2 separate regions of the Homo sapiens genome follow, and region 1 is linked to region 2. A link is an interaction called in ENCODE POLR2A ChIA-PET data of the cell type or tissue named here. Cell type or tissue: B cell. All regions are shown on one strand. Links, peaks and the distances in the headings refer to the core of each region. The heading gives the core; the rest is flanking DNA. Region 1 overlaps MOB3B (MOB kinase activator 3B). Region 2 overlaps MOB3B (MOB kinase activator 3B).

What was found. ChIA-PET counts read pairs that join two places held together with the same protein. Peaks named below come from ENCODE experiments on the same cell type or tissue, not always from the same donor. Only the 100,000 strongest peaks of a DNase experiment are listed, where the experiment ranks them.
Region 1: POLR2A ChIA-PET joins it to region 2 with 6 read pairs; 3 of 35 experiments call an interaction of 5 or more read pairs at or near these places.

Annotation. Positions count from the first base shown.
Region 1 is chr9:27,398,887-27,415,072 of GRCh38, reverse strand. All of the region lies in intron 2 of MOB3B (MOB kinase activator 3B), which reads left to right. Among named protein-coding and RNA genes, the nearest start is that of EQTN, 110 kb to the right of the region's middle. In B cell, for the core only: no CTCF peak of the experiment used is centred there; no DNase peak of the experiment used is centred there.
Region 2 is chr9:27,473,100-27,489,285 of GRCh38, reverse strand. All of the region lies in intron 1 of MOB3B (MOB kinase activator 3B), which reads left to right. Among named protein-coding and RNA genes, the nearest start is that of IFNK, 43 kb to the left of the region's middle. RefSeq lists a silencer at 3,907-4,036. In B cell, for the core only: no CTCF peak of the experiment used is centred there; a DNase peak (open chromatin) is centred at 9,145; H3K4me3 peaks cover 655 bases; H3K27ac peaks cover 3,908 bases.

The DNA.
Region 1 (16,186 bases), core at 8,037-12,036, 75 kb after region 2:
CTGGCCAACATGGTGAAACCCCGTCCCTACTAAAAATACAAAAATTAGCCAGGCATGGTGGTGCACACCTGTAATCCCAGCTACTCGGGAGGCTGAGGCAGGAGAATTGTTTGAACCCCGGAGGCGGAGGTTGTGGTGAGCCAAGATCGCACCACTGCACTCCAGCCTGGGTGACAGAGCGTCTCAAAAAAAAAAATTAAAAAATAAATAAAACTGCGGTTAGAGTATCATTCAGCTAAACTGTCTCACGGGATTTCTTTCTCATTTTATATAAGAATTCTGAAGATCTGAGCAGCAATTCCTACAAGCAGCTGCTTGGAAGGCCTGCATGCATTTGACTTATTGGGGAGGAAAAAACCTCATGACCGTGTCACCTTGTGTTTATGTTGCTGATTTAAGTAGTGAGGCAGCACTTTGAAAACTGCACCACGTGTAACTGGTTCTTTATCACTAAATCCAAGGCCATAGGGAGTATAACCTCAGTAGCAGGAGCCAAGATAAACTGACTTTTGTTCAAGAGTCTGACATTTTAAACCTAATCCTCATATTAGCTGTGCACAGGCAAGAAGTGGGTCTTACTTCATGTGGGGAATCCTCAGGGTCATCCCACTGACCAGCCCTAATTGAATGGAGGCCATGAGTTTCAGAATGGGCTCTCAGCAGCTGCAAACATCTGCAACAGTCTGGTTCAGATGAACGAGCCCCCCGGGTTCACAGCTGCTTGTGTCCACCAAGGCCTTGTGGCTTTAGACAGATGGTTCTGCTCTGAACACTGAAAGATGAATGTGCAGCTTCCCTGCTTGCTGCCAGGAATCATGGCTATTCACAATCATGGTCCAAAGTTCTCTGAAGCCATTTAATCGTATATGTAGAAGTTGGCATTTATTGGCAAGAGTGGGCAAACATCATCTGCTTTGAAAAGCAAGGTTTTCCCTGGGGAAGCAGCCGTCAGAGAGATCACATGTATTCCTCCATCAGAACCCATCCAGATTTATTGAACTAGGCATGATATGGAGATGTTCCAAGATATTTGTTGCTCCTAAGCTAAATGAAAGCTTAAGTCCAGCCAACACATATGTCAGTTTTTAAAATACTTCTCAGATTCCAGCACTCGCCTTCTGTTCATTGAGATACCTCAAAGAAAGCTCTTTGGAAGACTATTTTTAAATAGCCTCAGGAACCAGCTATGGCTTGGTTTTATTAGAGGTCCCCTTTCTTCCCTACACCAAATCTGCTTCTCTTGCAGAGGTCTCTGGCTCACAGTTGTGCTGAGATTTACCCAGTTGCTCAGAAACTTAGAAAAATCCTTAATACTTTCCTCTGTCCCACCCCTACTTTCAACCAATCCTTCAAATCCTATTGCTTTCACTTTCTATTGCATGTTGGATTTCATTTCTCTTCACTGTCATTTCTGTAATCATGTCTCAACTGGAATACTGGAACACCCTCCAATTTTTAGATTCCTAACTTCGCTCTTTCCCCTCTCCAATCCAGTCCCTTCAAAATAGCCGAGAGTAAGTTTTAAAAACAAATCTAGCCACGTACATGTAACTGCTTTATCAGTGGGCATAACTCGTGCAGCAACCAAAATGCAACTTTATTCTTTGTCTCCTGCTATCCCTTTAAAGAACTTATTCAGTGCAGTGGTCCTCCCTTTGTTCTTTGATAAAATTCTTGCCAGTGTGGCTTTTCTAGTCACTCTCAGTTAATAGTCTATGTCACTTTAAGCTCCACAAAAAAAAAAAGTCCCATTTCAGTAACGAGAATGAAATGGAGAATTCACTCCAAAATAATAACCTTCCAAAAATAAGACTCCTCCCTGTCCCTTTGCCCCCGACCTCTCTGCTGTGCTAAGATCTACAATTGGGCTATTTGCCTCAGGGGAATGGAGCCATGGAGATATGGCAGAATTCCTCCTCAGTTCCTCAACTTCCTTCTTCTCCCACTACTGACTGCTATTTTGGGCCCTGCCTGGGTCAAAGCATAGGGTGGGAGCAGGAGACAGAAGATAGGAATGTTAATGTTATTACTTGGCTGGGCAGATTTGCCCTCTCTGGTCCTGTAGATGGCTAAAGCAAATTCTTTAAAGGGTGCCTTTCATTGGAGAATCCATCTAAATGAATGGTCCAGCCTGGTCCCTCAGCGTGGTCCATGTTCCTATCAACTGTGACGTCTCACAGGTAGAGCTGCCATGGGATATATACACCAGTGGAGATGTGAGTAAACCATCAGAGTGTAACTCAGAAGTAGACAGCAATAGGCTATTGACTTAGTGACCAGCTATAATAAGCTAACCCACCACGGTCACTGTTTCTGTTCAAAGCAGGCTGGAGTCGCCTTCATTTTCATCTTGAGATGATGCTGCTTAAACCCCCATCACTGTCTTCTTTCTCTTCCTAACTAGAAATAAGAATGTTTGCTTTATTTTTTATGTATGGCTGTAAATTCAGAAGACTTGCTTTGGGAAAAATGGAACCCAGTGCTTTAATTTAGAAACAAGAAAAGGGAGAGGGAGGGAAGGAGGGAGGAAGGAAAACCAAACAAGAGACTAATAACTATAGAAACAAAAAGAGAATTGACTCCTGGTACTGAGCATTTCCTCATAGCACTGAAGTATAGATAAAGAGTATATTGCATGAATGGGTTGAGTGACAACAATCCTTTTGAATCCGGAAAGGTGGGGGCTTTGCCACAAACAACCCCACCCCCACCCTTTATTAGAAGTCTACTAGGAATCTTTAAGATATTGCTCTGGGGAAGAATCTCCAGGAAAGGAAAGGCACCTGGTTAAGCAGCTCTTCCTGCTCGCATAATTTCTAGTTATCCCTGAATGGGGGTAGGTATGGCTGCCTCTCCTTGATTTTATCTTATTTTTACTTTTTTTTTTTTTTCGTCATAAGGGTAGATTTCTAGAAAAGCCTCAGTTTGTTTTTGTTTTGTTTTGATCACCTTTGCCCCATATTCTCCTTCCACACATTATGTGAATTATTTCGTTTCTCCTTGTTAATGAAACGACCCTAAATAAATGGTTCAGGGTTAATTAACAAGCATCTTCTTTTTTTATCTTAATTAATAGACTATCTTTTTGAGCAGTTTTAGGTTTACAGAAAATGGAGCAGATAGTACAGGGTTCTCACATGCCCCTTCCTCCCACAATTTCCCCTATTATTAGAACCTTGCATTAGTGCAGCACATTTGTTATAATTGGTGAACCAAAATTGATTTGTTATTATTAGCTAAAGTCCATAGTTTACATTAGGGTTGACTCTGTGTTGTGTATAGTTCTATGGGTTTTGGCAAATGTATATTGTCATATATCCCCCAAAACGGTATCATTCAGAATTATTTCACTGCCCTAAAAATCCCCTCTGCTCCACCTGTTCATCTCTCCCATTTTTATGTTTATTTATTTCTTTCTTTGTTTCTTTCCTTGGCATTCCTCACATGTGAGCAAGACTTCTTCTGTCAGTTCATTTAGAAGACGTGGTAGTGCCTCAAATTTTCAGGACACTTTGCCTAATTCTGATGAGACTAGTTAGGAAATATAGACAATTTAAAGGTCTAGAAATAGGCACAGTGTGTGCTCTGATGATGGCTGTCCTGATCCAGCCTCTCTTACCCGTCTATGGCCTCACTCTGGCCTCTGATCTTCACACTGTAATCCCAAGAAATTGGTACAAATCTGCAAGCCCTAGCTGAAACAATTAGATGGCATTGATTCACCTGCTAGATGTTCCTTCTTGGAAATTTGAACCTTGCGTGGGATGAAGAGAGAGCTGGAGTCCTCCTCTGCAATAGTACCCTTCCCTCCAACCCCAGGACTTTCTCAGGTACAGATTTCAGACTGAGAAAACGATGTGCCTTTTCCCTAGAAGAGGTACAGCTACCAGGAAAGAAGCCACTTATTAGGGAAGACCCCATCTGCCATATCTAGGGATACATCATTGTATCAAACCCTGTTATAAACATATTATCCACATTATAAGAATTCTATGCATATATGAACAAGATCATTGCCTCACAGACTCACAGCAGAACCAAGTTTCTGCTAGACTTCCATATTCGCATTCATCATATTGAATCACATATCCACAGATACAATTTTGGACAGCCATTAAAAATCATGTTTTCAAAGAATAGTTAAGACGTGGGGCAATGTTTGCAGTGTAAAGTTAAAAAATAAAGGGATACAAGATTATATGTAGTGTGATTCATATAGCTATATAGAGAGAAAGATAATTCAATCACCAAGTAGATTCCTTCTCATTTTCCAGATTTTCTACAGTGAGCATTATTAATTTTATAATCAGAAAAAAAAAGAATAACTTTCATTTTAAAGAAAGTAACACTGATCTGTGTGGTGACCATTCTGGGGATATGTGTCCAGCCTGAAGACCACCAAGCAGGCCCCTTTTCATTAGCAAGTGTTGTTGGAAATAATGGAGAGGCAAAGCACAGGTCAAAGCATTAACCCTGGAGTGGTCAGCTTGCCTGTGCTTAACTCCAGAAAGATGCAAAATATACATTCATCACAGGAACAACTGAGCTCTTACAAGGAAAGATTTTCCAGAAACTCAAGGAAAAAAAAAAAATCTTTTCTAGGCAATTTCCTAGCTAGGTGCAATTTTCTTATAGGTCTATCTAAAAACTTTTGAACCGGGTGACTCAAATTTGTCAGTTTCCAATATTCCCATGCCATCATCTTCATCAGACTGAATTCATTACACTTGTACTATCCTGACTGTGCATTTAGGAATAAATGACCCCATTGGGTAAAGAATGAGCTGAGGTCTTATTAAAGCTGGCATCTTTATTTCCCTAAATGTCATACTCACTTTGAAATCCACTGATAGAATGAATGGGGGTGTGCTCTGGTTCCCAAGAGCCCTCAATAATTGGCTGCTGACTTCTTGTTCTTGGATCGATTTCTTCTAAGTTCAAACATTTTTTAAAAATTTGTTTCTTTAGTTGTAAAATAAATATAACATAAAACTTACCATTTTCACCATTTTTAAGTGTACAATTCAGTGGCATTAAACACATTCACAGTGTTGTTCAATCATCAATATTATCCATTTCCAGAACTTTTTCATCACTGCAAACTGAAACTCTGCATACATTAAATAATGACTCTTCATCCCCACCCCTCCCTCTCAGCCCCTGATAACCTCTATTCCACTTTCTGTCTCTCTGAATTTTTCTGTTCTAGGCAACTCACATAAAGATAAATCATACAATATTTGTCCTTCTCTGTCTGGCTTATATCACCTAGCATAATGTTTCGACCATGCTGTCATAAGTATATAATTTCCTTTTTAAGGCTAATTAATATTTCATTTTATATATATACCACATTTTGTTTATCCATTTATCTATTGATGGACATTTGGGTTGTTTCTGCCTTTTGGCTATTGTAAGTAATGCTACTAGATGACCATTGAGGTACAAGTGTCTATTTGAGTCCTTGCTTTTCAATTCCTTTGGGTATATACCTAGATGTGGAATTGCCGGAGCATATGATAATTCTATGTTTAACTTTTTGAGGAACTGCCATACTGTTTTCCACAGTGGCTGCACCATTATACATTTCTACCAGCAGTATATGAGGGTTGTGACTTCCCACATCTTTGCCAATACTTGTTATTTTTTTATCTTCTTGATAGTAACCATTCTAATGGTATGAAATGGTATCTCATCATGGTTATGATCAAACATTTTAAAGAAAATCTTTCTGTGTGGCTGTGATCGTCTCTGAATTAAATAGTGTCTAGCTCTGGGGCCAAGCAGCTTTGGGTTTAAACACCAGAAGGAAGTCAGCTCCACAAGGGAAGGAGCTTTAGGCTGTTTTGTGCACCAACATATCCCTGATCCATAGAACAATAACTGGCACGTAGTAAGACATGAATAATATCTGTTGAATGGACGGATTCCAGTCCATCACTTTCTAGCTATGTGACCTAACTTAAGTTCCAGTTTTCTTAACTATGATACGGGAATAAAGACAGTGCCAGCTGCCAAGGTTGTGTGAGGATTATATGCAATACCACCCACAGGGTACTTGTACACTGGTTGGCACATAGTGAGCACTCTGTAAATGGTAGTTGGTATACCTGTTATGACTAAGCAGGAGGCTTTTTATATAGGCTAATACTGAGCCTTGATCTGCAGGAGAGGGGTGAGTTCCTCAAGGCAGGAAGGGTGCCATGGGTTCAGGGATCTGGGGCAGCTTTCATGCTAAGCCAGAGCTTTGTAGCAGGAAGGAAGGGGAAATACTGCAAAATCCATTAAGCTCAGAGCTCCCCAGAGCAAGTGTATTCCCTGGCAATAACGCTGGGGGGCCAGAGGCGGGAGAGGAGAACCAGGAGTTATGTTCTCCATCAGCCCAACCACCAGGACCTTAAGCAGAATAGGCACAGTGAGGTTACAGCATGAGGGCCACTCAGTGAGGATTAATGCCCAGTGATTGATGGTAGGTCCTGTAGCTACAGCTACTGCATTCTTTCAAGATGCAAAATAATGCACTGGGAAAATGTAGCTTCATGTAACCAAATGTTAGTGGAATGCTAATGTCCCAGGTCCAAGAGGAAGCCAACTGAAGGAAGTCAAAGTTATGGATTTCCCCCTTTGCTCACATGTTGGTAGAAAATACGTGCCCCATCTCAGTGCAGAAATATAGATTCATGGGAACTCAGACAGGCTGAAGATTAAGTCTAATGAATGGATGCTAGATAGTGTCAAGCAGATTTTTCTGAGGAAGCGGAAATTTTTACTTTCACTCCCAATTTCCCTGCTTCATCAACTCCACAGAGCTTGCTGAGTGTTTCAGACGTGGTACATGCATCCTTCCAGTAGCTGAGTCACCTCTATTGTATTTAAACCATGCAGCTTTCATGGGGTAAAAAGTCAACAGATTTTACTCTGCTCATCACATTATTTCGGAGGCACATGGTTTGTTGTGAGCCTTCTGTGTCAGCCTCGGCCAGAGATTAGGAGGAGGCCCTGGGGCATCAGTGAGCCATTGATGTCCCAAGCATCGGGCTCAGTGGCCAGAAACAGTCTCTGGAGATAGAAAGGCCTGTGAGGATTCAGTGGAGATACCAGCTAGGGCAGGTAGGACCAGGTCTCAGGTCCCCAGTATCTGAGGTGTGATGGATTATCAAAGAATGCAGAGCCCAAGTTTTAGGATCAGAGCCAAAAATGGGGGAAAAAACTGAAGGAAAGAAATCGAGAGGAAGCAATATTAGGAGCAAATAGACCTCCCAAGGATTCTACTGTCTTGCCAGAGACAACACTGGGAAGCCTCTCTCCACCTTCCCAGTGCCCAGATAGCCTCTCCTTCATAAGCCTGGGAGTTTCTGGTTTCATTTTCTGCAGAAGAGATAAGAATGACCAGTTTCCTTGGAGCAGAAGGAAGTCTGCATGGGTGGGGAAGCTGGCCTGGTGGAAGCCCAGGACTTCCTTTCCTACCTTATCACCACTGCTTCTCCAAGAAGAGAGGAAGGAAGGCCAGTACTCTGGGCCCTCCTGCCCACCATAAAATCAAGCTCTCCATGCCCCAGGGGTTCATGCTCTGGCCTGAATCCATGCAGACTACTGGAATTCCATCAAGCAGTGAGTGTGAAAGATTTTCTCCACACTTCTGAGTGAGTTGCTTCCTCTCCCTTTGATGGAAGACTCAAACCCTCTTTATAACTAAATAAAACCCATAATTATAATTCTGTGGTAACACTTCTGTAAACAGTAGCTTGAGATGAAAAGAACAGCTCCAGAATCACAAGAAATGGCAGCATCCACAGCCACGTCTGGGAATGGTTCCCTGATGTTGTGCTCTAAACATTTTTTCTAAACTCAGATGGTAAATGCAGGATGCTTCAGTCTTTCCTAGACCTCTTAGGTTACACAGAGTGGGGCTGAAATCTTACTCAAGAAATCTTTGGGCCGGGCGTGGTAGTTCATGCCTGTAATCCCAGCACTTTGGGAGGCTGAGGCAGGTGAATCACGAGGTCAGGAGTTCAAGACCAACCTGGCCAACATGGTGAAACCCCGTCGCTAATAATAATACAAAAATTAGCCAGGCATGGTGGCAGCTGCCTGTAATTCCAGCTACTCAGGAGGCTGAGGCAGGAGAATTGCTTGAATCCAAAAGGTGGAGGTTGCAGTGAGCCGAGATCATGCCATTGCACTCCAGCCAGCACAACAAGAGCAAAATCCATCTAAAAAAAAAAAAGAAAAAAAGAAATCTTGGCCAGACCAATGTCCTTGAGCATTTCCCCAGTGTTTTCTTCAAGTAGTTTTATAGCTTCAGGTCTTCGATTAAGTCTTTAATCCATTTTGATTTGATTTTTGTATGTGATGAAAAGAGAGAGAGATCTAGTTTCATTCTTTTGCATATGGATATCTAGTCTTCCCAGCACTATTTACTAAGAAGACTGTCCTTCCCAATGTATGTTCTTGGCACCTTTGTTGAAAATGGGATGACTGTAAATGCATAAATTTACTTTTGGATTATCTATTCTGTTGCATTGGTCTATGTGTCTGTTTTTATGCCAATATCATGCTGTTTTAATTACTGTAGCTTTGTAGCATAATTTGAAGTCAGTGTAATGTGATGCCTCTGGCTTTGTTCTTTTTGCCCAGGATTGCTTCGGCTATTCCAGGTTTTGTGGTTCTGTATACATTTAAGGATTATTTTTTTCTTTTTCTATGAAGAACATTACTGGTGTTATGACAGGGATTGCATTGTAGCTATTGTAAATGGGATTACTTTCTTGGTTTCTTTTTCAGGTTGTTCACTGTTGGCATACAAAAATGATACTGATTTTTCTATGTTGATTTTGTATTCTGCAACTTTACTGAATTTCTTCATCAATTCTAATAGTTTTTTGGTGGAGTCATTAGGTTTTCTAAATATAAGATCATAGCATCTGCACACAAGGCTAGTTTGACTTCATTGTTTTCTGATTTAGATGCCCTTTATTTCTTTCCCTTGTCTAATTGTTCTGGCTAGGACTTCCAGTACTCTGTTGAGTAAAAGTGATGAAAGTAGGCATTCTTGTCTTGTTCCAAATCTTAGATAAAAACTTTAGTTTTTCCTAGTTCGATATGATTCTAGCTATGGGTATGTTATATATGGCTTTTATCATGTTGAGGTATGTTCCTTCTATACTCAGGTTTTGAGAGTTTTTATCATGAATCAATGTTGAATTTCATTGAACGCTTTTCTGGCATCAGTTGAAATGATCATTTGGTTTTTGTCCTTCATTCTATTGGTATGATGTATCACATGTATTGATTTGCATATGTTGAATTATCCTTGCCTTGTTGAACTCAGTTTGCTAGTATTTTGTTGAGGATTTTTGCATCTGTGTTCATCAAAGATGTTGGCCTATAGTTTTCTTTTTTTGTTGTGTCTTTGTCTGGTTTTGGTATTAGGGTAAGACCTCAAAAATACAGGCAACTAAAGCAAAAATGGAAAAATGGTATCAGATCAAGCTAAAAAGCTTCTGCACAACAAAGGAAGGAACCAAGAAAATGAAGAGACAGCCCACAGAATGGAAGAAAGTATTTGCACACTACCTATCTGAGAAGGGATTAATAACCAAAATATATAAGGAGCTCAAACAACTCAATTTTAAAAACCTAAATAATCCCATTTAAAAAATGGACAGGTTGGGCGTGGTGGCTCACACCTGTAATCTCAGCACTTTGGGAGGCCAAGGCAGGCTGATCATGAGGTCAGGATTTCAAGACCAGACTAGCCAATATGGTGAAGCCCTGTCTCTACTAAAAATACAAAAACTAACCGGGCATGGTGGCATATGCCTGTAATCCCAGCTACTCAGGAGGCTGAGGCAGGAGAATTGCTTGAACTCCGGAGGCAGAGGTTGCAGTGAGCCGAGATCGCACCACTGCACTCCAGCCTGGGCGACAGAGCAAGACTCTGTCTCAAAAAAAAAAAAAAAAAAAAAAAAAAAAAAAAGACAAAGGTTCTGAATAGATATTTCTCAAAAGAAGACATACAAATGGCTAACAGGTACATGAAAATATGTTCAACATCATTAATAAGCAGAGAAATGCAAACTAAAACTGCAATGAGATATCCTGTCACCCCAATTAAAATGGCTTTTATCCAAAAGAAAGGCAATAATTAAGGCTGGTGAGGATGTGGAGAAAAGGGAACCCCATACACTGTTGGTGGGAATGTAAATTAATATAGCCACTATGGAGAACAGTACAGAAGTTCCTCAAAGAACTAAAAATAAAACTACCACATGATTCAGCAATCCCATTGCTGAGTATATATCCAAAAGAAGGGAAATCAGTATTTGCACCCCCATCTTTATTGAACCACTGTTCACAATAGCCAAGATATGGAGTCAACCTAAGATGAGTTATAAAGAAAATGTGGTTTAATTAGCCAGGCATAGTGGATCACGCCTGTAAATCCAGCACTTTGGGAGGCCAAGGCGGGTGGATCACCTGAGGTCAGGAGTTCAAGACCAACCTGGCCAACATGGCAAAACCCCATCTCTACTAAAAGCGCAAAAATTAGCCAGGCGTGGTGGTGCATGCCTGTAATGCCAGCTACTCGGGAAGCCAAGGCAGGAGAATCGCTTGAACTTTGCAGTTCAAGAGGTTGTAGTGAGCTGAGATCGCACCATTGCACTCCAGCCTGGTGACAGAACGAGACTCTGTCTCAAAAAAAAAAAAAAAAAAAAAAAAAAAGAAAGAAAGAAGGAAAGAAAGAAAGAAAGAAAATGTGGTTTATATGCACAATGGAATATTATTCAGCCATATAAAAGAATGAAATCCTGTCATTTACAACAGCATAGATGGAGGAAATTATGTTAAGTGAAATAAGCCAAGCACAGAAAGATAAATAGCACATGTTCTCGTTAATATGTGGGAACCAAAAAGAAAAAAAAAGGGTAGTCATGGAGATAGAGAATAGAATGATGGTTACCCAGATGGAGGAAAGTATAATAGGGAGGGGGAGATAAAGCGAGGAGGGTTAATGGGTACAAAAATACAGTTAGATATGAGGAGTGAGTTCTAGTGTTAGCACAATAGAGCGACTATAGTTAACAATAATTTAGCATGTATTTCAAAATAACTAAAAGAGTGGAATTTGAATATTCTTAACACAACAGAAATGATATATTCTTGAGTTGATGGATACCCCTATTACTCTTATGTGATCATTACACATTGTATGCTTGTATCAGAATATCACATGTGCCCCATAAATGTGTACAACTATTATGTATCCATAACAATTAAAAATTTAATAAAGAGGCCAGGCATAATGGCTCACACCTGTAATCCCAGCACTTTGGGAGGCCGAGGCGGGTGGATCACAAGGTCAGGAGTTCAGGACCAGCCTGGCCAGCATGGTGAAACCCTGTCTCTTCTAAACATACAAAAATTAACTGGGTTCGCTTCAACCTGGGAGGTGGAGGTTGCAGTGAGCTGAGATTGCACCATTGCGCTCTAGCCTGGGCAGCAGGGTAAGACCCTGTCTCTTAAAAAAAAAAAAAAAAAAAAAAAAAAAAAAAATTAGTAAAGAGCCAGACCAAGCATTAAGCAGTTTAGGAGATAGAGATAACTTTAGTGTGTTTCTCTTTGGGATCTTAACAACTTTTTCCTTTTCCCTTCTCCCTATATGTGCATATTTGTGGTTCCTGAAGCTTAAATAATTTAAAGTAACTGACTTTCTCCTAAGTGTAACTATGTTCTACCTTTCATACTTTGTTTCTCCTTATTTGTTGTCAAAAGCAGAGAGAACATTCTCCTCCCCTAAATGTGACTTCAATCTAAAATCCAGAGATATAAACTGGCCATTACTTGAAATGTTAAAGACATATGTATGGCTAGGTTAAGTCTTCCTTTCTTCACTTTAGTTCTTTTTTCTGTCTTCTTGATCAATCCAGCCCAGGATCTTTCCTGCTTTCCTAGTGGTCATCAGAGCCAGTGGTCATCAGAGCCAGATACCAAACTTTTTTTTTTCGGTCCATGACTAGTCTCCCTTTTAACCTGCTTCCCTGTTGGGAAGGTTGAATGTTTGGTGAGAGATGCAGGGAGTCAACTTAGCAGGCTCTTAGGACAAAAATTGTGTTAAGGAGCATGAGCCATATACAGTACCATGGGAGGGTCTCCAACAGCTAAAGGCTCATCGCACAATTGCAAGCTGTTGGCTGTCTCTGAGCAGACAAAAGCCAGCAGACTTCTGGAAGCTACACATTACAACCCTAAATTTTCCTGGCTTGGCAGGCTGCAGTTCAGCACTTTGCCTCTCTCACTTTCCTGGGAGGCCCACGGGGCCAAGTGAACCCTGATAGTGTCCACACAACACCAAAGGGCCTGCTGGAAACATGAAAATGAAGGCAGTCCCCATTTGGTGTTTTGTGATAGCAATTACCAAAAACAAGTTTCATAGCAATTTTTGTTAACTTAGTGGTCTCATTAGACTTTCTGTATATGGACTTGAAATTTATTCATTCATTTACTTGCTCACTCATTCTTTCCTTTAATAGACATTTATCGTGTTCCTATTGTACACCAGGCAATGAGATAAAGGACTGTATTGTCTATAATTGTCCCCAGATGTAGGCAGTACAGAAGAGGTATCTTTGTCATCATCATTATCCACATTAATTCATTCAAAAAATACAGATAGAACACCTTCTATCTGTGAAGTGCTGTGCCGGGCATTGTGTGGGAATCAAGATAGACCGAGTCCAGGCTCTCATGGAGCTTGCATTTTAATGATAGAAACATATAAATACACAACTATAATAAAGGTCCTCTGATCGGGGGAGCATATAACATTATGACCTGCCTAATTTTTAACTTCATGTGGTTCAACCAAATGTTTACCGTTTATTGACTATTCCTCATATGCCAGACACAGGAATATGTGCTTTATAAGTGTTACAGTTAACATTCCCAAGAACTCTGCAAAGTTGACTTTATTATTTCCATTTTATAGATGAAGAAACTGACACAGAGAAGTTAGGTGTATTTCCCTTGGTCACAAGTGCTAAATGGCAGAACTCAGTTTATTTGACTCTAAGGTTCTGTGCTGTATTCTCTACAGGACAGAAATATCTGCACATTATGCGCTAGGCTGTTGGAAGAGACCAGAAAAAAACTAGTAGAGCATAATACCCACCTAGTATGTGGAGTAATGGATGAAATGAAGTTTAGCTCCCAAAATTGTTGTGGTTACTCATGTTTCAAAATCTGATTTCAGATAGGAGACAGATCAGTATGTTTGCCATAAGTTTCTAACCTTTGCTTACCTGTATGTTTTTCTTTTGCTTTCCTTGCTTTGAAGTTCTTTAATGATTTTATTTCCTCATTACTTTATTAAGAAGATTTAACTTTTGATTTCTAGATGTGCTCCATTAGGTACCTTGGATGTTAGCAGATCAGAAGACTGCCACAGCCACCAGGGATGAAGGGTGAGGCAGAAATGTACTTGTAGGGCAAGTTTTTTAAGGGGTAATATACCTGTGGAGTTGTCAGTACTGCCTTTGACCTGTTTCAGATCATCTATCTTTGCTCACAGACCCAGATGAGGGTGCCTTTGTCTGTGTGATCCCACCTGTCGTTGACACAGGTCCCACCTCCGTGGACCAGGGTGGACACTGACTTGAGACAGTCACGTGACTTGTATGTCACCCAAAAGGAGCCCTGGGCCACCTACAGCCCCTCTTTCAGGACTTTTGCACTAAGATCCAGAGGGAAGTTGTTAGTCGTGAGCCATTGAATCGAAAAGTCACAGGGTCCAGGCTGAGGGTGCCAGCTGGGGCTCATCTATGTGTCAAATGAGGAGGGAGTGAAGTCTCACAGAATGTGAAACAGAAGGGAATGGCTCCAGGGAGTAGAGTGAGGCAGAGAAGGCAGACCGCGTGGCCCATGCTGGAAAGGAGCACCCGGCCCCTGCTCTTCAGTTCCCTGGCCCGGTTCCATTGCTGGGCTTCACCTTCTGCTCTTGGGTGCCATATTCTATCACTGTAAAGCCCCTGTTGCCTTCCGTAGCTTGAACTGGTTTCTGGTCCTTGTCATGGACAGATCAAAACACAAGTTCTCAAGCAGATAAAATAATTTGTATCACAACTAAATGGAAATGAGGAACCTTGTGATGTCCTACTTATGGGTCTCAGATACTTTTGCCTTCTCCACAGAAGCCTAAGCTAGATATTTAATATTCTCTCCTTGAAGAAATGCTAAAAGAAGGACTAGAAAGCATCTAAGAAAAACTGCCCCCTTTGAGTGATTGTCTTAAACATTTAATGTAACACTAGAAGAACCATCATAAAAGGCCAGTGGCCATCCCTTTCATGTACGTTAATGGACCTTCTCTAAGTAGGACTTTGTGCTAGATATAGGTAGATAAAAGTGAGTGATGTCACACCTGTTCTTGAAGTGTTCACAGTCTAGACAAATAAATCACCACATAATGTAGGAACTACTAGAGTAGAAATATACAAATGTTCCTCTGAGAAGGGAATGATTCATTTCAATTTCACCTGAGGACATTAGGGAAGGCTTTACCTAGGTGATTTTTGAGCTGAGTCTTGAAAGGTAACTGTGTGCCTGGCAGTTTGGGAAGGAAGGAGGGAGGCAGGCCCTCCAGGCAAAGGGAACAGGATGTGCACAGCTAGGCGGGCATAAAACAGCCTGTTGAGCTCATGGAACTGAGAGGAGGTCACCGCAATGGGGAAAAGTGGGTGCATTGGGTGAATGGCAGGAATAAGGGTAGGTTGAGGCCAGGTTTTGGAGAGCTGTATCTACAATTAACAATACAATCAATAATTACTGTAAGTATTATTATTCTCTGTCACAGACAAAGTAAGTTATTTATATCTATCATTCTCATTTGTCAAGGAACTGTGTTGTGGACAATGTCCAAACAATATAAAGGCTTTAAAAACACTTTTTGGGAATGAGGATTCTGAGAGCAGTTTGCAGGAGAGACTGATGTAAGGGGCAGTGAAGAGCAGAGAGGACAGGCAGGAGGCAGCTGTAATTTCCAGGGGAGAAGTAAGTACCTGATTTAAGGCAGGGGCTGTGGGATCGAAAGGAGCAGTTGGGCTTGAGATTACACTTCTGAGGGATTCATATTTAGATATGTGGAGAGAATGAAAAAGAACTTCGAGCCGGGTTTGAAGGTCTTCCTCCAGGAATGGAGTCAGTAGTGATAGCACTCACTGAGCTATGTGGCACAGGATTAGGCACGTGTAGGAAGATACGATCTCATTTGGGGACATATTAAATTTGAGATGCTAATACATTTTCAAGATAGAGAAGATCTCTTGGCAGTCAGGGAAAGGAGTCTGAGGCTTGGAAAAGAGGTTAAGATTGAATATACAAATTTGGGAGTTTATATCACTCTGTCCTTCAGATTAGCGGATGGGTTCAGAGACGTGCACAAGACAGTTTTCAAGATTTGTATTAATGGAAGGGTCTCCAGACCCCATCAGTGAAGGTCCACCTGGGTGTCTGAAATACTCTAAAACAGTTGTTCAGCAACTTGCCTCTCAGCCAAGTTCCTGGAGCTCTAACCTTCTCCCCAGTGCTTTCTGTTCCCTAACAGGGCAACCAGGTGGGAATGAGCTGAGTACAGGATGCTCACTGGCCCCAAAGCCATAATGGTCTGAAATTTGGCTTTTGCATTTCCACCTGCCCTTGTGTGCTTCGTCGTCTCCTCTCTTGTACTGCCCAGTGTGGCACAGGTATGCCATCTCTTTTATTTAATAGCCTATTTGCAGTTTCAGATGAGGCATAGCCTTCCTCCTGTGATTAATTCAGGGCCCCACTGGGAAGTGGGATAAGGCACCTGCCTCTTTTGCTGGAGGGTATTTTGAGAGCTCTATAAATTTGCATCTTGAGTTTATGAAAGAGAGAGATAGGGAAGAATGGAATGTCATTCATGCATGATAATAGTAGATCTCATGTGGGCTTGGTTTCCTCAGAGTTTTCCTCACTTAACTAAGAATAATTTATTTGACCTCCACTTGGGGACTCAATATTTTAAATATTTGAAAGAGTCTGTTTCCCACCCCCCTGCCCCCAGAACTCAGGTTGACTGCTAAAAAATTGCCATTTTGCAGATTAAAAAAAAAGTAGCCACCCATCAGCAATTGCATATAGTTTCAGCCTACTAGCAACTAGAGATGGG
Region 2 (16,186 bases), core at 7,268-11,267:
CACACAAAAGGCTTCTGTTGGATTTCTATGTGTAGTTGAGAATGCTTAAATGACAAGGGAAGAAAACCACAAGTGAAAGGGAAAGACGGACTAGGAGAAGTAAATGGAAATACGGTTGACAAAAGGCTATGCCAGTGCAAAAAGTGAGTATGAAGCACCAGCGAAAAGCTGGAAAGCAAACTCAAAATGGCTAGGAAGAAGACCAGGCGGCAGTATCCACATTTTCTAAAACTACCGTGGGAGCCATGATTATCTAAAATCCCCGCTAGATATTATCACTTGAAACATCATGTCTCACTCTTTTAGTCTGTGTAAGTTACCAGTCCTTCCAGAATAAGTAGGAACAATTCTGAGCCCCTGGCATGTAATGGTATAGCCCTATGCCAGTCAATTTGTCAGCCCTGGCACAACATAAGTGAATACAGGCAGCCTTGAAATGTGTACGTTATGTAAGCTGCACTTTCTCCTTTCTGTGCTGACCACATTCCATAGTGTTCTAGATAAGCAAAGGGGCATCCTGTTTGGTTGTCAGTGCTACTCGATGGGTATGCCATGACCCCTTTAGAGATGTGACACCAGGCAGGGCGCAGTGGCTCACACCTGTAATCCCAGCACTTTGGCAGGCGGAGATGGGTAGACCACGTAAGGTCAGGAGTTCGAGACCAGCCTGGCCAATGTGGTGAAACCCTGTCTCTACTAAAAATACAAAAGTTAGCCGAGTGTGGTGGCGCTTGCCTGTAATCCCAGCTACTCAGGAGGCTGAGGCAGGAGAATTGTTTGAACCTGGGAGGCAGAGGCTGCAGTAAGCCAAGATTGCACCACTGCACTCCAGCCTGGGCAACAGAGCGAGACACCATCTCAAAAATAAATAAATAAATATAAAAAGAGAGATGTGATACCAATCTTGGATCTCTGTGTAAAACATTATGTTTGCAGTGTACCTTGATATCCACTGGGGTGAATGTTGTGCTGAGTTGGGTGATATGGTTGGAGTTCTGAGTTACCGTTACCCTTGCTGCTACTACAGCAGTTTTCACAAGTTAGAGCTAAATGCAAGAAAAGTCTCTCTGTATTCTGCCTGATGCTGTCCCTCCTCTGCCTCCCATGGATACAACATAATAGGAAACAGCTAGTTGTTTGCAGACTTCCAGCTGCAGGGGAAACACAGAGAAATGTAGTAGGGCAGGTTTGAGGCTGAAACAGCAGATAAATAATCATCATGATGGTCACCTGACTCAAGGGGAGCCAGTCTGCATACTGGCAGACCTAGGGACTGGCCTGCCTTGAAAATCCCTGTCCATTCAGGGACACATTGTCCCAATAGGTTATTTCTCTCAGAAGTTTGGTTTTGGAAGTAAAGATTATCAGACAGTCAGAAGTGAAATCTACAAGGATGCACACAAAAGACCATGAGCAAGACCAAGTTAAGAGAAGGCAGAAGCCATGATGATAGCATAGCAGAATCAATAAGCAGAGAAGAGACCATAGCATCAGGGTGAGAAAGATGTACATGAAGAATCTATGGAAATAGTTGAGTCATTTTAATGGCATACGCAAAAGTGAAAAATCTTCGAACTCTTGCTTCTAAGGGTCAGGTGGCCAAGCAGCCCCTAAGGAGCAGCTTAGAATAGAAAGCTACTAGATCAGCTGGAAAGGAAATAATGAACCCAAATGTACCTATCTAGTTTATTACTCGTGGTACATCAGGCAGCATGAGCATTATGTCTGCATCATCAGTTCTCCCTGGCCCCCCAGGTCTCATGGAGGTGATGGGGATGTGGGCCTAGGTGGATACTGTGCACATAGGGGTCTGTTTCACAGCTGAGCAACACTGAGCTTTAGAAAACCCCAATTTTATAAGGAGACATGCCTATCCTCCCCTCCAGAGACGGCTGATTCCAGGGTAATAAAGCTTATTACCCTGGAATGTAAACCGATCTCTGGGCAGGGGATGTTCTCTGTCTTTACTATGCTAGTCAGGAAACACATGTGCCTTCTGATCTGCAGGGGAACACTATCTTTAGTTTCCTAGGCTGTTTGCTATGCAAATATCCCAGAAAATATAGTCTGGCATGACTTATAGAAACGTTATGGAGAATTGCCTCCCAACGCTAAGAATTATTTATTTATTTTATTTATTTATTTATTTATTTTTGAGACAGAATCTTACTGTGTTGCCCAGGCTGGAGTGCAATGGTGAGACCTTGGCTCACTGCAACCTTCACCTCCCAGGTTCAAGTGATTCTCGTTCCTCAGCCTCCTGAGTAGCTGGAATTACAGACATGTGACACCACACCCAGCTAATTTTTGTATTTTTAGTAGAGGTGAGGTTTCACCATGTTGGCCAGGCTGGTCTTGAACCCCTGGCCTCAAGTGATCCATCTGCCTCAGCCTCCCAAAGTGCTGGCATTACAAGCGTGAGCCACCACGCCCAGCCCCAACACTAAGCATTCTTAAGCTGCCTTGAGTCTTTCCACTTTATACATGGCCAAGTCCTGTTTTAACTCCTGTTTAGATTCATATGAACCTCATATTTTCTTTATTCCCATTAAATTCTTAAAGCACCACTTCTCCCCACAGTCACACTAGCCTGGGTGGATTTCTGCTTCTCATCTCTAGAAGGCCAGAGCTAACTAACATAAAGCTGGAAAATTAGATTGTAATCAGAATGCGGGCCCTTGAATGCCAGGTGAAAGTTTTAATCGAATATGAAACCCTGACACTTGGATGCCACAGGACTAGCTTTAGTTAGGCTTGATCCACTTATGCGTCTGTTCATTTGGGATGTGATTACTCAAGACACAGGAAGTTATTCTATTCATTGCCTCCATAATGCTTTGAAGGGTGCTTCAAATTTGAGCCAGAGGCAGAAGTGATCAATTTTCTATCCTATTAATTGTTTGGATTTCTTGTTCCAGATCTTCTTCTTAAAAGTCTTAATAGATTTCATCAAATGAAACTTTAGATAGGTATTGGCTTACAGGTTTACACACAGGTCTTCTCACTTACCGGTCCTCCTGCGTTGGAAGTTCTTCATACTCTTTGACTTGCTTCTAATACTGCCACCCTGAATCCTTCTAGTCTCTGTGCACAAGTATCTTCATCAAAGAGGCATTCCTGGTCCACCATCGAAACTAGCTCTTGCCCGTTGTCCTGTCTTGTGGCACTTGCTCTTTTCATTCTTGGCACACAGCACAATTTGTAATTGTACATCATGTATGTGTGTTTAATGGCTTCTCCCCCAACAGACTGTAAGCTCCACTAAGAGAAGAGTTATATCTTTCATTCATTACAGAAAACCCAGCCTAGTGTACCAAGTGCTCAAGAAATATTGATTGAACAAATTATAGATTTTTGACTCTCTTTGTAAAAAGTCTTGAATAGTTCAGCTCAGTGAGTTTGCACTTATGTGGTTAGCAATAGTGTTGGTGAGTTTTATACATACAGGACTTAACATCATTAGATAGTGTTTTGTTTCTGCCATTTTTTTCCTATTACAAAAGGAATATAATCTCAATGCCTTTAACTCAATAAACACAGAAGAGAACAAGGGGGAAAAATTGATATCATGGTAATTCTGCTGTTGACATTTTGTAGAGCTGTGTTTTAAAGAAGAGTAATTTTCCATGAGGGTAGAGAGGGAAGAGAATGTAGGATGTAAAATCAGTTTGAGATGGTCCACACAAAAGTCGATATGAAAGTGAAATGTAAAGCAGGAGCCATTGGAGTGCAAAGAAAGGGGCTAATATTGGAGACATTCCAGAGACAGAATCAGTGAGATTTGCCCAAGGCAATGCTGACATTTGGGGCTTTGTGATTGGGAGACAGATGTAGCTCTTAACAGAAATAGTGGTGTTGGAGAGGCCTTGAGTCCTAGAAAGGAAATAGGCTTTAGAGCCAGCAGAGGTGGGTTTCAGTTCTGGTTCTGCAAGCAAGTCACCTAACCTCAGTGAACCCATTTCCTTCCTGTGTAAAATGAGCTCCACAGTCCCTACCTTGCCAGGTTGTTGTTGGGTAAGTTACTTAACCTTTCTCAGCTTCTTTATCTGTTAAGATAGGAATAATAACAGTACTTACCTCATGGGTTGTTTCGAGGATTAAATGAGTTAATATTGTAGAATAAGTGATATATAGAAGTATTTGCTATGATCCTTGTTGTTATTGATATATTATCAATATATGGACTGGATGCCCTTGAGACATCCAGCTGAAACTGTCCATCTGGCCACGCAAAACACTTGTCTCGAACTTGGATCCGTGGTCTGTTTAAAAATACTGGCAAGGCCAATTTTCCGGGGTGGTTCATGTGTTGTCAGGGTTAAAGGCTGGGAGTCAAGTTTCCATTAACTGAGGTATAATGGTCACTGTACTCCATGTCCCAGAGTCCCCTTCTAAAGTGGATACCTCAACCTGACTGTGTGGATGTAGTTTACTAGCTGGTACCCTGGTGAGCTCATGCCTGGGTTTGACAGCCTGCAGAAAAAGCCTGAGGATGCATGGAACGCTGAGTTCTCAGGGCAGGGTAGAGGAGGCCGGGGGTCGGGGGGTTGATTTGTGCAAGCACCAAACCCACAGGGCAGGTGCAAGGCTCAGGAGGTGGGCAGACATGAAATGCACAGGAACAAGCAAACAGAAGGGAATTATCCTGGGACTGCTATTCATGAAGCCTTTATGGTGGCCCTTTAATGTGGATAGGTTAAAGTGACTCGAAGGTTGAAGGCTAACAAAATATTTTCAAATTCTTTATGCTTTTTATTTAAAGTAAAAATAAATGAAAAATAATGCACTTCAGTTTGCTCTCTTCTTACTGCCTCCCACTCATCAGTTTTGCACAGGGAGAAATGTCCACTTGCCATGGCTTCTTACTCCCGCCTGAGTTTTTTGTTTTGTTTTTAGCATAGACCCATTATAACTGAAAGCAAACAGCCCACCTTCTCAACCCCCTACATGGCAGACAGGGGGCTGCTGTGGAAATGCTGGGAGACCTTGTTAGATCAGTGTCTTCTGTGATGGCTGTTTATTATCTCTTCCCGTTTTTCTCTGAGTTAATGGGATCCTCTGAATGGGAGCCCTTAGAAAGACTCCTGATCACTTCTATGTTCAACTCACCCTCAGCTCCAGACAACTGTGATAGGACCTGCATTTTGAGAAGAGCATATATTATGAAATGCAGGTAACAATTCTCACTTGGGGCATCCCTGCCCCTCAAAGATGCAGGAAGAACTTGGCCTGAACCCCAATGCTTGGCATCATAAGCTCGTTATGGGCCCTCACCCTGCCCTGGCACTCCTTAGTGGCTCTGTCACCTGGACTCAAACCCTTATCCCCTACAAGAAATCCAGTGGAAAGCAGCATTTTCCAGAGTCTGTAGCTTTTTTGAAGATTTCATTCATGAAGGGCGAGCAGCAGCAAATGGACCACTCAGCTGTGACACACCCTCTGCCATTTCCCCCTACGTCGCTTCACATCCTATTAATACCAGCTCTCTTTGCACCCTCCTGCTGTACATGGGACCAGGTCTTTTAAGATTTTCTGAGGCCTTAGTTCCTCTTCTGCCCACGAGCATACCAAACATAACAACGTGCACCCACACCTCACATTAAATATAATCTGTGCAGCAAGCGATGAAAAGCACCTTTATAATTGGGCCTTTGAAATCATTTGACTGTAAGTATGTCATTCAATTTATGATTAGCTCTGTTTTCTCAGGAGCTATGCAGTCAAGAATTCTTAAAAAGAAAGTCAGCTTAACTTACTAATTGTTTTCATGCACAAGAAAATATTTTTAAAATATTTTGAAACAAAATGTTATTGAAATTTGTTAGATTTAACAATGAAAGAAGTACCATATATTGGCCGGGCGCGGTGGCTCACGCCTGTAATCCCAGCACTTTGGGAGGCCGAGGCGGGCGGATCACAAAGTCAGGAGATCAAGATCATTCTGGCTAACACGGTGAAACCCCGTTTCTATTAAAAATACAAAAAATTAGCCAGGTGTGGCAGCGGGCGCCTGTAGTCCCAGCTACTCGGGAGGCTGAGGCGGGAGAATGGCGTGAACCCGGGAGGCGGAGCTTGCAGTGAGCCAAGATGGCGCCACTACACTCCAGCCTGGGCGACAGAGCAAGACTCCGTCTCAAAAAAAAAAAAAAAAAAAAAAAAAGTACCGTATATTTGTAGACATTTACTTAAACATTTGGTAATTGTCATGTTTATCTCTTTGTATTTTGGAAACAATTATCTCTTTTAAGCCCTCAAATATGTATGTGCACCTCTTAAAGATATTAAACTGCAAGCGCTGTAGCTATGTTTTCCAGTGGATAAGACAGGTTAGCAGGAGGCCTGTTCAAGGCAAGATACTCTAGGAAAAGAGTCCAGTCCTTATCCTGGCTTCATTTCTCTCCAGAAGCAGCCTTATCAGGCCAACCCATTTTCCCCATGTGCCTTCTGATGAATACAATTTTCTTTGTCTCATTACACAAATTTTTGCAGAGTACAACCAAACTTAAAAACGGCCATGTGGTGCATTCCTTATACAGGGATTTTGTCAGGAACCTCAAGCAACTTTTAGAGAATGCTTCACTTGGAAAGGGTTTGGTGGGAAGTACAGATGGGGAGATAAAGACATCTGGGCAGGCCACCAGCACGGGCAATGGTGTAGAGGCAGAGGTTGAGATGCAACTGAGCCAGGTCTGAAAAGCCTTGGAAGCCACACTGAACATTTGAGACCTTACCTCATAGTAAGGTCTATGGGGAAGAACTGACATTCCAGGAACTGGCTCAAAGAGTAACTTAAGGTGAATGTTGTGGATTTTTCTTTTCCTTTCTCTTCTTCCTCCTCTCCATTCTTTTAGGCACAGAGCATTCCTTTTAACATTGCCGTTTTTCTTAATAGCTAGATAAGCCCAGGTATCCAGTAAGCCCCCAAAGGAGACTTGGTGTAAGCAGACCTGGTGGAACAAACATCCAGACCATCCAGACATTATTATGAGTTTTGAGTGGCCAGTGGGGCTCCATGTGCTTTATGTTTGGATTATTTAATGTTTTTCCCGTCCTTTAATGTTAGGTCTCTTCAGCCAAATGATAAGGTTGAACAGGGCGGAAATTACAGGGTGGGGATCACAGTGGCGTTTTAGCATAAGCCTTCGCTTCCATTCATGTTTCAGTGGTTTGAAAGAGTTGTTTTTTTATTCCACCCTTTTGCTTTATGTTTTTTTGTTTTTGCATTTTATTTACCGTGCTTTTCGTTCATTTGTTTCATCTTATCTCTTTTCTTCCCTCCACTGGATCAATAGCATTTTATTTCCTTTTTTCAGTGTTTGCTTTTTAAAAAAAAATTCATGGCTGATGTTTAAAATTCTGATTTCCCATAAAACTCCGAGTTCCCAGGTTTTTGAAAGTTAACATATGTGACATTGGACTGTATTCCCACATGGCAACGATCTGTAAGAACTACCTTCCTTAGGCTGGGCGCGGTGGCTCACGCCTGTAATCCTTGCACTTTGGGAGGCCGAGGCGGGCAGATCATGAGGTCAGGAGATCGAGACCATCCTGGCTAACACAGTGAAACCCCATCTCTACTAAAAATACAAAAAATTAGCTGGGCATGGTGGCGGGCGCCTGTAGTCCCAGCTACTTGGGAGGCTGAGGCAGGAGAGTGGCATAAACCTGGGAGGCGGAGCTTGCAGTGAGCCGAGATCACGCCACTGTACTCCTGCACTCCAGCCTGGGCGACAGAGCTAGACTCCGTCTCAAAAAAAAAAAAAAACAAAAAAAACAAAAAAAAAAAAACTACCTTCCTTAGACAGGTACACGCTTACCAGTTTACCCCAGGCGCCACCACACTCTATTGTCTCCCTGACCCTGAGGAGACATCAGTTGTGGTTATTTGGGTTGTTGCTTTCCTACACCTGGCTGTTTACTCAGTTATGTGACCTACTCTGCCCCAGTAAGCATTTCAGTTTGCCATCATCTTTTAGCTGGAGCATTTAGTTGATTTACATTTGTTATAATTAACTGTACCGATATATTTTAGTCCATATCTGCTGGAGTCTTTTGTGCTGTTTGTTGCACAGTTTCTATGTTTCTTCTCGCCTTTTTTGTCTTTTTATGGATGAGCGAGTTCATTGTCTCACTCTGTTTTTTCTTCTGCACCACTCTGAAAGGCATACTGTTTTATTCTTTCAGAGATTAGCCTAGTAATTATAGCATGCGTCTTTAACTTACTAAATTCTAAAGTGATCAATAGTTTTACCTTCCTTTGAATAACACCCTTCTTATTTATCCCTCCCCGCAATTCTTACACTAGTCTTTTGAGTATTTTAAGTCTATATAATTTTTCAAACTCCACAAGGCATCGTTTCTTTTATTCTTTTATAGAGTCAGTGCTTGTATTGATTTACTTATATATTTATCATTTTCTGTTCTCTTAATTCTTTCTTATATTCTTACATCCTTAAAATTCCTTCTTTTTTTCATATTTTGTCTGTATATGTCTCATTTGAGTATTCTTTTTCCCCCTTTCCTTTCTTCTACTACTTTAGAAGTTATACAATTCTGCCTAGGCACGGTGGCTCACGCCTGTAATCCCAGCACTTTGGAAGGCCCAGGCAGGCAGATCAAGAGATCAAGACCATCCTGGCCAACATGGTGAAACCCTGTCTCTACTAAAAATACAAAAATTAGCTGGGGCCAGGCACGGTGGCTCACATCTGTAATCCTAGCACTTTGGGAGGCTGAGGCAGTCGGATCACAAGGTCAGGAGATCAAGACCATCCTGGCTAACATTGTGAAACCCCGTCTCTACTAAAAAATGCAAAAAATTAGCCGAGCATGGTGGCGGGTGCCTGTAGTCCCAGCTACTCCGGAGGCTGAGGCAGGAGAATGGCGTGAACCCAGGAGGCGGAGCTTGCAGTGAGCCGAGATCGCGTCACTGCACTCCAGCCTGGGTGACAGAGCGAGACTCCGTCTCAAAAAAAAAAAAAAATAGCTGGGCATGGTGGCATGTGCCTGTAGTCCCAGTTACTTGAGAGACTGAGGCAGGAGGCAGAGGTTGCAGTTGCAGTGAGCCGAGATTGCGCCACACTCCAGCCTGGGCAACAGAGTGAGACTCTGTCTCAAAGAAAAAAAAAAGTTATGCATTCTATTTCTTCTCTCCCATTTCCTTCCTCATTTCCCCTGAAAATATTATATGAATAATATGAATGCTTAGCCTTTTTTTTTTTTTTTTAAAGAGACAGTATCTTGCTCTGTTGCCCAGGCTGAAGTGCAGTAGTGCAGTCATAGCTCACTGTTACCTTGAATTCCTGGGCTAAAGCAATTCTCCTGCCTCAGCTTCTCAAGTAGCTAGGACTATAGATACGTACCACCACATCCAGCTAATTTTTAAAACTTTTTGTAGAGACTAGGTCTCACTATGTTGCCCAGGCTGGCCTTAAACTCCTGGCCTGAAGCAAACCTCCTGCCTTGGCCTCCCAAAGCACGAGCTTAGCTTTTAAAAAGTTTTAAGTTATTCAAAATTTCTATTCCCCTATCACGTAATGCAAGGGCCATAGAGTACTTTAAGTTAATCACTCTTTCATATTATTGCTATCTGATGTTTTAGTTTCAAGTTGTTTATAATGCCTTTCCCTATTAATCTTAAAAATTTTTTTTGAGTAGGGGTGTTTATAAATATACTAACATGTTTGTCTTCTTTGCTTATCATTGCTTATTTATCTTTTTCTTAGTTTCCTTCATATCGAAGTTATTATTCTTTAATATTTCTTTCAGCAAGGGTCTATGAATTGGATAGTCTCTCTTTTTTGGTATGAATATGTTTTTATTTCACCCTCTGTTTGAATATGTCTCCTAAAATTCATGTGCTAGAAACTTAATCCTCAATGCATCAGTGTTGAGAGGTGGGAAGTTTAAGAGGTGATTAGGTCCTGAAGGTTCTGCCCTCATGAATGGATTAATGCCATTATCATGGGAGTAAGTTCATTGTAGTAGGAGTGGGTTTGTTATTAAAGGAAGGGGTTTCTTATAAAGGATGAGTTTAGCCTCCTTCCCTCTCTCTCTCTTGCCCATATGATGCCTTCTGCCATGATGTGACAGTAGTTGCTGGTGCCTTGCTCTTGGACTTCCCAGCCTCCAGACCTGTGAGGAAATAAATTTCTGTTCTGTGTAAATTAGTCTGTGTTATTCTGTTATAGCAGCGTAAAACAGGTTAAAATACCCCCATTTTTGAGCAGCAACTTAATTAGGTATAGAATATTAGTTTGACAGGTTTTTTTATTACCACTTTGAATGTCATTTCATTATCATCTGGCCTCTGTATTATTGATGAAAAGTCCACCACCAATCTAATTGCCATTATTAAGTTTGTAATTTATCTTTTTCTCTCTGGTTGCTTGTATGACTTTCTCTTTGGTGCTAGTGTTCTGCCATTTACCGCTGTGTGTGTGTGTGTGTGTGTGTGTGTGTGTGTGTGTGTGTGTCTTTTTAATCCTGCTTGGGACTTGTAATTTTCTAAATCAAGAACATATGTATTGCTTTAATGCTATTAAATTCTCAGCTTTTATCATTTCAGTATTGCCACTCTCACATAACCTACTCCTTCTCCAGAACTTCAATTAAATGTGTTTTATTTCCCCAATTTACTCTCTGTGTTTATAACCTCTCTTTCACATTTTTTGATCCCTTTTTTCTTTCTCTGCTCCATTCAGAACACTTCTTTAGACCCATCTTTCATGATGGTAATTCTCTTTTCAGCTGTATCTAATATGCAATTTAACATGTTTTTCTCATCTTTAAGAATTCAAATTAGTTCTTTTTTTCAAAGTTGCCCTTTGTTCATAAAGGATGGTTCTTTTATTATGGTTTTTATTCCTTCTTTTATGTTAAAAAAAACTTTTAAACGTAATTAGCTTATAGATCCTGTCAGATTATTCTCTTACTGTAAGTTCTTAGAGGTGCTAATTCTTCTGCTCATTGTGTACGTGGCTTCTCCTTCTGACTGGCTTCATTCTTTGTGGGTTTATTCAGCAGGAATTGTTTATTCTGAGGGAGTCTTGTAGGTCCTGAGTTATGAAAATATTTCTACAGAACAATTTGAGTTTGCTTCTTCCCTGGTTCTGGGAACATTTTTATAGTGATCTATTAGTTCAAGATACTTACACAGCCTAAACAATGTAAATTTGTGCAACACACTTGTGCATGACATAGGCTTGGTGTTCTATTTAGTTTTTTTAATCGGATGCATTTTTTTTCACCCTGATACTGGAGCACAATTCAGACTTACTTCCCCCTTCCCTGAGCTACTTGGAGCAGTGGTAGTTCTTCTAGTCCTGTTTTTATGTAAATGGATATTTTGAAGAATTCTGACTTGATGCAGTTATGTCAGTTCCAGCATCTTACCTTGCATGAGCCTTGGGCCATGTCACCTGTTCTCAAATGGGCATCCCAGCCCTAAACCCCTAAGCAGCTGTATCCAGATTCAACACCCCTCTGGGTGATAGCAGTATTTGCTCTCATTCTTATTGGTTTAGCTTTGGATTCTGGCTTCATTTCTGGCCTGCATTAAGAAGAACAGTTATGTCTTACAGGTATATGAGGTACATTCTTGTGATGGCTGCCATGGCTTATATTTTGGAACTGAAAGAGGATCTGGGTAAATTCAGACTGACATTTTTAATGTAAATTAATTCACTCACAAACCATTTATTGGCCACCTATCATGTTCCTGACTTTGTCATAGGTGCTGGGGCACAACAATAAATAACACTGTGTCTTTGCTCCTGTATAGTTTACATTCTCATGGGAAAGACAAAACAAACAATAAGTAAAACATATAGTAAAATCAGCTGGAGCGATGAAGAAAATTAAAGCAGGAGAATGGGAGAGAGAGGGACTGGTTTGGGTCATGTGCTTTATTAGGGTGGCAAAGGAAACCTCTCTGAGGAGTGACCTTTGAGCACAGGCTTACATGCAGTAATGAAGAATCATGCTGGTATCTGGGGTGTGAGTCCGTTTTCTCCAAGAAGCATTACGCCAAGGCAGGATTGGCTATGCAAGAGATTTATTAAGGCAACTCCTGTGAGCAAGAGTGAGGTCAAGGAAACAATGAAAATGTGGGGCTCCTTGTTCAAAATAACATTAAGAATTCCAAGATGGCTGCAGAGGAGTATTCAACCAAGCACAGAGCCCTTTTGAATGCCCTGTCTGACTATGAGGGAAAGTAGGAGTGAGCTGCTGGGAGCTCGGGAGACTCCTCTGATTGTGATGCAGGTCTGACCCCAGGTGAAGAAGACGGGAGGGAGGAGGGTGAGCGGAAGCATCCTACAGGGCTGTGCTGTTTCAAGAGAGCCTGGATCTCTTGGAGGAGTCTTTGAGTCCAAGCCACCTCTTAGGTAAGTTTTCATCTCCCAGGAATAGGTTTGCATCACTATGCCTGCCATGCTCAGTCACTATCTAGGAGTAGCCTGTGAGAAATGTGGCTTCAGCACAAATGCAGAGATGGATTTCAGAGCACAGCAGCTGTAACTCCTAGCCAGTAATACTCCTTGTAAGTTGGATGTCTACAAGGCATAGTCTCATGGCAGCCACACTGGGTAAAGAGCTTTTCAGGAAGAGGGGACAGTGATTGCAAAGGCAGTTGTTTTGGGGTTGAATTATGTTCCCCATCCCAAATTCATATGTAGAATTCCTAACCTGCAATACCTTTTAACATGACCTTATTTGAAAACAGGGTTATTGCAGAAAATAATCAGTTAACATGAGGTCATACTGGAGTCGGGTGGGCCTCTAATCTAAAATGACTGCTATCCTCATAAAAAGGGAAAATTTGGAGATAGACATACACACAGGAAGGATAACTTGTGAAGATGAAGGTAGAGATTGAGGTGCTGAGTCTACAAGCCAAGGAACACTGAAGATACCAAAAAACCCCACCAGAAACAAAGACGGAAACATGAAACAGATTTCTCCCTAGTGCCTTCAGAGAAAGCATTGCCCAGCCAACACCTTGATTTCAGATTTCTTGTCTCCAAAACTGAGACAGTACATTTCTATTCTTTAAGCCACCTAGTTTTGAGTACTTTGTTATGGCAGGCCTAGCAAACTAATACAGCCTTGAAGTGATAGAAGACTTGGCATGTTGTAGAAACATCAGGGAGGCCACTGTGGATAGAGCAGATAAGTAAGGGAGAGAATCGTAGGGGAAGGAGAGGTATCCAGGGGCCAGATCTGTAGATCATGACTTTGTAAACCAATATAGCAACATTTGTTTTTATTCTGAGTGTGATGGGAAGCCATTGTAGGGCTTGAAGAGGGCAGTGGCCTGATTTCACTTATATCTTTAAAGTACCACTCTGGCTCCTGTCTGGAAATAATAGTTTGCCGAGGAGCAGAAGTGGAGGCAGTGCAACCAGCCCAGTCAATGGCAGCTGTAAAGAGAGAGAATCTGGTGGTGTGGACAAGAGTAGTTGTGGTGGAGGGTGTGAGGAGTTTGGGATGTGTTGGCAATTTGAAGTAAATGATATACTTTCAAATTGATTAGACAGAGCAACTAGACTACTAGAATTGTTTTCTGAAATGAGAACACTGGGTGAGGAGCTTATCTGGAGTTTACAGGAATGGATGTCGATATCTGCCATTTTTTAAAAGTCACATGTTGTTTTGCAATTTGCTTTTTGATTTTCATGAACTTCTTTTCATATCAATACAGATATATTGACCTCCCTGTGTTTTGAGGGCTGCCCAATATTTCTTATGTGGATATGCCATTCTTGATTATACTAGTTATCAATGAATGGACTTTTGGTTGTTTCCTTTTGTATGTGATTATAAACAATGAGGCTTAAACAGCTGTATGATTTATCTATTGCTTCATAACAGAATCCCCTCCAATGCAGTGGTTTAAAAACAACAACGTTTATTATCTCGCAGTTTTTTTGGGTCAGCAGGCAGAGTACAGCGTAGCTGGGTTCTCCGGTTCAGGATCTCTCCCAAGGCTGAGGCTGCAGCTGTATCAAGGTTTGACTGGGAAGGAGCCGCCTCGGAGCTTACTCAGTGGTCATTGGCAGGATTCAGATCCTGGTGAACTGTTGGCCTGAGGGCCTTTGCTCCTCACTGGCTGGCTTTTAGCTGGAAGGCACCTTCAGTTCCTTGCTATGTGGGCCTCTCAGGAGGAGAGCTCACAACATGGCAGCTGGCATCATCAAAGCGAGAGCAAGAGTGTGTGAGCAAGAGAGGTCACAGTGTTTTATAAGCTAATCTCAGAAGAGTGCCCCATCCCTTTTGCTGTATTCTGTTCACTAGAAGTCAGTCTCTGGGTCCAGCCTTCACTCAATCAGAGCATTATACAAAAGCATGGATGCCAGGAGACAGAGATCACTAGGAGCCACCTTAGAAATCTGCCTGGCACCATAACCCAATACATTTGTGTTTTGATAGATTGTTAAAGGTGGGTTTGCTGAGGGAAAAAGTACGCATGTTTTAACATTTCATATATAACAGTGGATTTCTTTTCAAAATCTTCATTCTAGATTTCAAAGTTTGTTTTGATGAGACTATTTGCTACTGCCTGAGAAGGAGAGGCTATAGCTCCTCAAAGAGCCTTTCCAGATTTTGTCATGAATGTCTCTTCCCTTCTTGCCCTTCTTTTTCTCACCCCTCCAAAACTTCCAGAACAGGAAGTAGCTATGTGTCTTGCAACAGGAATGATACGAAGGTTCTAATCAGCAGGCACATGCATCATGGTGACTATTCTAGGGTATGATGACCTGGATTATGCCATTAAAAAATGTCATTGCCTTCACTTGTGTGCTGACATGGGTAAGGTTTATTCAGCCAGCCTTGATGAGAGGAATTAAAAAGTAATCTCTGGTATAAGGAGTCAGTTTGGGCCCATGATGTCTAGGGAAGTTCCACTTGAATAATTTCTTCTAAATCCTCAGAACTCATGAGCTTCTGGGAGGTCATACAGTAATGAGGTATACATTTATTTCCTTATTAGTCAGAAAGAAACTTTACTTAAAAGGACCCATTTGTGTTTACTAGATATGGTTGGAGGAAATATAAATTATTATCACTATTACTTTATCTCCTTCCCATACAAGGCTTTATAAAATTAAATGCATTGTAAACCTAGACTATAATAAAAATGAGATCGTGTAAATATCTGTGTGTCTTACAGGCTACCTGTAACAAGATACCTTAGACTGGGTGGCTTATAAACAACAGAAAATCTATTTCTCATAGTTCTGGAAGCTGGAAATCCAATATCAGGGTACCAGCATGATTGGGTTCTGGTGTGGGCCCTCTTGAGGGTAGAAAGCTTTCTGGGGTCCCTTTTATAATGGCTAATCTCATTCATTAGGGTAGAGCCCTCATAACCAAACTATCTTCCAAAGGTCCCACCTTTTAATGCCATCACATTGGAGGTTAGAATTTGAACACATGTAGTCTATTGCACTGTGGCTGCTATCAGGTTAGATGCCCCATTTGAAAGATTAGACTGTCTTGGCAGCTTCCCAAATGAATGCCAAGGTGCCTTCTTTCCCCTTCTGCTTGTGAGCAAGGTGGGGTGTGTGTGGAACTGGGGAGAGTGCATGACCTCTGATGAAGCTGAGGGAATGTCTTGATGGGGTCCATCACCAACATCCCCTGTTTGGGGCTGACCTCTTGGTTGGAGAAGGTGCTAGATTCCTTCCCACACTGCCCCTTGCTTTCTATTGTCAGGTCCCTGTGTTGCCCCAGAGGCCCATGGCCCTCCTTGATGTGGATTAGTTTAGCGACTAGCTCTCAGGGCAACAGGTCCCTCTCTGCTTGTCCAGCTTGGACAGCTTCTCTTTCCTGGGCACCGTGAAGGCCAGGATCCTGCCTCCTGCCTGTGCCCTCCTGTGAGCCTGGTGCTCTAGGAGCGTGGCTCTCCAAACAGGGAGTGACTCCTCTGTGTCCCAGCACGACCCCACCCTCCCCCTTTGCCTCCCTCAGACACTGGGCAGATTGTACTCACATTTCACAAGATTACTCCGCTAGATGAGAAAAACGTGTACTTTATTCAGGACAGCGAGCTCAGCTCTCTGGATTGCATTCCTTGCAGAAATGAGAATCCAAGTGTAGTGGCCTTTCAAAGCTGAAATAAATCAGGGCTCCTTGGCCATACTACCCTTGTCTGTCAGTTTTTGTCTTTTTCTAGAAGCCATGC